Linked DNA regions of Homo sapiens: region 1 is linked to region 2. Evidence: chromatin loops called from intact Hi-C (ENCODE). Cell type or tissue: heart left ventricle. All regions are shown on one strand. Links, peaks and the distances in the headings refer to the core of each region. The heading gives the core; the rest is flanking DNA.

Region 1 (2,850 bases), core at 1-2,500, 140 kb before region 2:
GCAGCTGCCTCTGGCAGACGGTGAGCACTGACATCACGCCTTCTTGCTTGCAGAGAGGTGCATCCTTCAACGTCACCAGGACAGGCTGCAGATCACCCTTGACAGAGGAGACAGAGGAAAGCTGAGCATGCAGGAGGCTGTTGCTGGGGCTGCCCCTCAGGTGGCCTGGAGCTGGGAACCAGTACGGCAGCCAGCAGGGATGCCAGAGGGAGGTGGCAGTGACATCCACAGCCGAGCACCTTGGTCCACAGCAGGCCACATGGGAACGGGGCTGAGGACCCAGCAGAAAGCTGCCCCGACCCAGGACGACCCCACAGAGCAAGGTGGACTGGGGCATCTGAGAGTGGGAGCCACTCTACAAAGACCCAGCTGGTGTGGGGGTGGTAGGCACCAAGTTCCCAAGGTTCTGCTCAAATACAAGTGGAAGCCTTAAAAGACGACTCCCTACAGGGCCTCCAGCTCCAAAAGAAGAGCTCGCTCGCCACATCTCACACAGGCACTGCTCATCGACAGACAAACCATTTGGTTAGAAACCAGAGAAGCAGCTTAAGCGGACCCTCCTCACATAGTGAGCTCCGTTTCACTGGACAGTCCCTATTATGTGAAAGAAAGAATTGTTTTTAAAAGCTTAAAACGATAAGCTTAAAATGGTACAAAACAGTGAAATCCTCAGCCCAGCTTCACTGCGTACTGACACGGAACAGGCCCAGGCTGGCCCGAGCTTCAGGCCCCCTTTCTCCGCTGTGTCATGAGCCACCATGACAACTGCAGCCCCCAGTGCCCAGCGCAGAGAGAAGTCATTGACATCAAAGGAGAAAAGGAGAGTAAAAAAAAATACCCTGCCATGGCCCGCGGGGGGAGCCCACCTGTGGGTCAGGGACAACCGGCTCCAAAGCAGCATCATGGGAGGCCTCCACGTCGCCGGTGACCTGGGCCTTGGCGCCACCATCCATGCGAGGCTGTGGGTGGGCCCCGGGCACCCGTGTGTGAGCTGTGGCTCTGCGGGCCTGCCGCCTGTCCAGCTCCACCTGGCACCTCAGGAACCGCTGGTGCAGCACCTGCAGCTGGCGGCTGAGGCGGGCACACTGCGCTCGGAGCCACTGCAGCTCGGGAGGCGCCGCCCCGGCTGCCAGGGGCTGCTGCTCCAGGGCGCGGCGGATGCGGGCCAAGGCCAACAGGACGGCCTCCAGCTCGGCAGAGTGGGCCGCCTTCCGCTGGTTCAGAGCGTCGATTTCTAAATTTCTCTCGGCAATCGTCGCTTCCTTTGCTTTCAGGGCCGCTTCGAACTCCTGGATCCGGGAGGCCATGTCTTCGACCTCAGCCTCCCTGAGGGCTACATTGCGCTCCAGCTCAGCCAGCTGTAGCTCCGCAGCCTCCTCTGCGCCCTGGAGGCGCTGCTGCAGGGCCTCCAGGGCCTGGCTGTGCCTGCGCTCCTGGTCAGCCAGCAGCCGGCTCAGGGCCTCCTTGGCTTCCAGCGCAGCCTCGAGCTCGCCCTGTAGGGCCTGCCCACGAGGGCCCCCGGCCTGGGAGCAGAGCAGCTCGCTCTGCAGACTGCCAGCCTGACTGTCGCTGACTTCGTGCACCACAGGCCCCATGAGGGACAGCTCGTGCTGCAGCTTCTCAATGACTTCATGGAGTTGTTCAATTTCCTCTGCTTTCTCCTTTTGTAATCGTTTCTGATTCTCTTGCAGATTTTCAATAGTGGCTTTCAGCTCTTCAATCTCAGAACTTCTGGTATATATGACCTGAAGAGAGAGGACATTTCAGAGGCAAATTAAATGTATCCACTTCCGAATGTCCCTACTTCAGGGCACGTTACATCCTGAATGCATTCTTGGAGTGAAGACTCCATAGCGTGAAAAACAAAGCAGCCATAGAAGCAAACTGCTGGTGCCGGATGCACTCCACACCCACCTTGGCTGCCACTGGGCCCTGGTGCACACCTTGTGCTCCACGTCTGATCGTGGGACGAAGCTCTAATGCAGTCATTTTCCATGCAAGGACATCTACAGAATGATGCTTTCACCACCCTTTAAATGTTATTTTGTTAATATTTAAACAACTTTGATTTGTTTGATTTTCCTGAAGGTGCATTAGATTTTAGGTGTCATTCTGACTCCAGGAGGAAAGTAAGAAACCTAGGCAGAGAATCTGCACCAACAAAGCGGTGAGCCGGGCACGCTCCCCTTCCATCCCAACACTGCTCGTGGTGACGCTGGTGATGAGGCGTCTCTGCCACTGCCACTCGGTGACACCAGGCATCGAAGTGAGTTTACTTGTGCCATGAAACATAATCCTCAGCCATGTAAGGAAATACGATTGTTTCCACTTTAAAGACAGGAAAATTGAAACTGAGATATTAAACATCTTTCTAAACCCATAAAAACAGTAAGTGGAAAATTAGGATTGAGATGTATGTCAATATAGCTCCAAACTCTATTCTCTTAAGATAACATTCCTGGTAATGACAAAAAATAGAAAAATTCTAATCCATTTGTGCTCTAACAATTTTAAAACTATTTGTTATAGACTAATATGTTCTTCCAAAAAACTGAGGGTTTCATAACAACTCCAGGTTTCTCTGGAACTACCTCACAATTACTCTGGACTCAAATGCAAATCTGGCCTACAGAAAAAAAACAAAGGAACCGGATGAACCTGTGGCTTTGGTTTGGACGCTGTCAACAACACCTTCCTATGCATTTACCACCGATGAACAACACCATGCATTTAGCAAAAGCAGCCTCCCAGCTGCGGGCTAGGAATGCCCGCTGCACATTCTGCTCCCCGTCGCGTGCCTTACTGTGTGCGGCACCGGCCGTTGTCTCTGTACTCTACAGGCACGCGAAG
Region 2 (2,913 bases), core at 89-2,588:
AGCAAGAGCGAAACTCCATCTCAAAAAGAAAAAAAAAATCAGCTATAGGAGTTTCCTCTTTTTAAAAGCTGTGGATAATTTGAATAATCACCATGTTTCCTTAATATAATAACATATAGTAATAAAAGCTGCCATCAAACATCATATCATTGATACAGTGATTTTTATATTCTAAAAATTATTATTAGGTATTAGAATTTTTCTTTTTTTTTTTTTCCTCGAGATGGAGTCTTGCTCTGTTACCCATGGTGGAGTACCATGACAGAGTGAGCGCAACGTCAGCTCACTGCAACGTCCGCCTCCCGGGTTCAAGTGATTGTCTTGCCTCAGCCTCCTGAGTAGCTGGGACTACAGCCATGCGCCACCACGCCCGGCTAATTTTTGTATTCTTAGTAGAGATGGGGTTTCTCCATGTTGGTCAGGCTGGTCTCGAACTCCCGACCTCAGGTGATCTGCCAGTCTTGGCCTCCCAAAGTGCTGGGATTACAGGCGTGAGCCACCAGGCCGGGCCCAGGTATTAGAATTTTTCAACATGAAAACAATAAGTATATATTTTGAGTGTGAAGTTGTTGCATTTCCTTTTCCTTGCAAGCTACATTGTAACTTAAGTGTAATAGCAGTTTACTCATTCAGGTAAGAACCCAGTTAACGTCCATTATATGATTCTTATATTAAAGTCATGGTGAATACTGAGACAGTTTTAGAATAGTGATATATTTTGAATATTTGCAGTTGTTACAAGTCAATCCTTTTAGTAAACATCCTGCACCATGATTTTTTGTCATTGAGGTCATTACAGGAGTTAGAAAACTCCGGCTGAAAGTGAGGACACTCCCCTGCTTTTATCTGCAGTGAGGGTCTGTGACTGTTGGAGAGGTGACTCGGGGGTCTTTCTCTTAGTCTGCAGTGAGGGTCTGTGACTGTTAGAGAGAGGTGGACTCGGGTCTTTGGGAGCTTTGATGTCCCACTGCCTGGCATAATAGACCATAAGTCCTCTTTGTCTGAGGCTCTGAGTTTTACAAATGTTTTTCTTTTCTTTTGTAATGTGTGTGTGTGTTTTAAGTTTTAATTTCTTTTTATCATTATGAGAATACACTTCTGTAGGTTCGTGCTAACCATGTGGTACATTCTTACCTTTTACTTGACGTCATTTAGCTCGGGTGAAGAGAACCGATCTGGACAAAGCGAGGACTTTTGTTGGCACCTGCCTGGATATGTGTCCTGAGAAGGAGAGGTACATGCGGGAGACCCGTAGCCAGCTGAGCGTGTTCGAAGTGGTCCCAGGGACTGACCAGGTAGAGCCCTGCATCTCCCCGTGGAGTGTGGGCAGGGGACGGGGCTGCTTTTGTCATTTCTGTACATACTTGATTTGGGTGTTTGTTTTAGACAGTGTTGGGTATTTGTGCTATTAACAATCATATTAAGCTGTTTTGCATTGTGAGATGTTCACTCTGTAATTGGTACCTATACATGATAAGGTATAGATGCAAGTTATTTTAAATAAAGTTGTTTTTCAAATTCTTTTTTTTTTTTTTTTTTTTTGAGACAGGGTCTCACTCTGTCACCTAGGCTGAAGTGCAGTGGTCCAATCATGGCTCACTACAGCCTCAACTTCCCAGGCTCAGGTGATCCTCTCCTCTCACTCAGCTTACAGAGTAGCTGGGATTACAGGCATGCTCCACCACGCCTAGTTACTGTTTTATTTTTTGCAGCGATGGGGTCTTGCCGTGTTGCCCAGGCTGGTCCCGAACTCCTAAGCTCAAGTCATCTGCCCACCTCCGCCTCCCAAAGTGCTGGGATTACAGGCGTGAGCCACCACATCCAGCTAACTTTTTTCTTTTTACGATCTTATTCCTGTCTGTTTCTATGCTTATGTTTTACACATTCGAGATTATGCTCTAGATACAATTTTATGTGTATCTTTTCCACTTAAAATTATGTCATGAACATTTTCCTTTGTTAGGGTAAACTATGAGCATTTAAAAATGACAGCATATTATTTTATTAGTAGCTCTGTCAAAACTCTGCATTTTTACCATTAGTAGATAGGCTGCTTCTAAATTTTTAGTTCTATTAGTAATATTGTTTGGCATCTTGTATGTAATGCTTCTCTGGTATTTAGATTATTTTCTTCAGATCCTAAGAATTAAATTACTGCATCAGAGGGTATGACCTTTCCTGAACATTATCCATGTATCTTCCCAAATTGTTGCCCCAGAAAGCTGCACCAATATAGATCCTTTTGGACTTTGTGAATTTTGCTTATGGGCTTCTCCTCTTCCTGGCTGGTGGCTTTATACACCCTTCGCCTGGTGCGGGGTCCCCAGCCCAGCAACTCGTGTCACTGTAGGGCCCCTGCCCCAGGAGAGGCACATGCCCAGGGCCTTGTCCTGTGTACATCTCTGCCTCTTCCCTTGGCCACGTCTTCAGCCTCCTTTTGAGGTGGGAGATGCAATTCCAGGCCCCAGGTGGGCAGCCAGCCCCTGATGCTGTGTCCTCAGCAGTCCTCACCGCCTGTCTCTGTTTCACTTCTGCTCTGTGTAGACTTAATCTGGTGTGTGAGCGGGCCTGAGACCTTTTAAGTGCTTGAGGCCCTTCCCTGTCCCGTCTCTCTGCTTTGGAGGCTAGCAGATGTGCCTTCACTTAACATTCCTCCTGTTTGTCATGACGCACTCATATCTTAACTCCTTGTCATATTTGCCAAAATCAAATTTCTCTATTTGTCTTTGAATTTTGATTGTCACCTTTTAACAGAAATTTTATGTTGAAAAAATATATTCTCAAATACTGATCTTGTGTGGGTGTGTATGTGATTTTCCCCCTCATTTTCAGGCATAACTATGCCTGGCCCAAGGTATGCCACATGGGCATCCTGTCTCGGCTTCATGTCTCTAGGTGGACCACGCAGCAGCT

The links. Hi-C counts contacts between places; a loop is a spot of excess contacts. Peaks named below come from ENCODE experiments on the same cell type or tissue, not always from the same donor. Only the 100,000 strongest peaks of a DNase experiment are listed, where the experiment ranks them.
Region 1: a loop joins it to region 2, with 1.8 times the contacts of the local background. A loop is called at or near these places in 2 of 110 quality-filtered maps.

What each region holds. Positions count from the first base shown.
Region 1 is chr21:46,410,084-46,412,933 of GRCh38, reverse strand. It overlaps PCNT (pericentrin), which reads right to left. Exons shown (of 47, transcript NM_006031.6): 28 at 867-1,745; 29 at 1-97. Among named protein-coding and RNA genes, the nearest start is that of DIP2A, 47 kb to the left of the region's middle. RefSeq lists an enhancer at 752-1,327. In heart left ventricle, for the core only: no CTCF peak of the experiment used is centred there; a DNase peak (open chromatin) is centred at 1,493.
Region 2 is chr21:46,273,568-46,276,480 of GRCh38, reverse strand. It overlaps MCM3AP (minichromosome maintenance complex component 3 associated protein), which reads left to right. Exons shown (of 28, transcript NM_003906.5): 6 at 1,156-1,295; 7 at 2,896-2,913. Among named protein-coding and RNA genes, the nearest start is that of MCM3AP, 11 kb to the left of the region's middle. In heart left ventricle, for the core only: no CTCF peak of the experiment used is centred there; no DNase peak of the experiment used is centred there.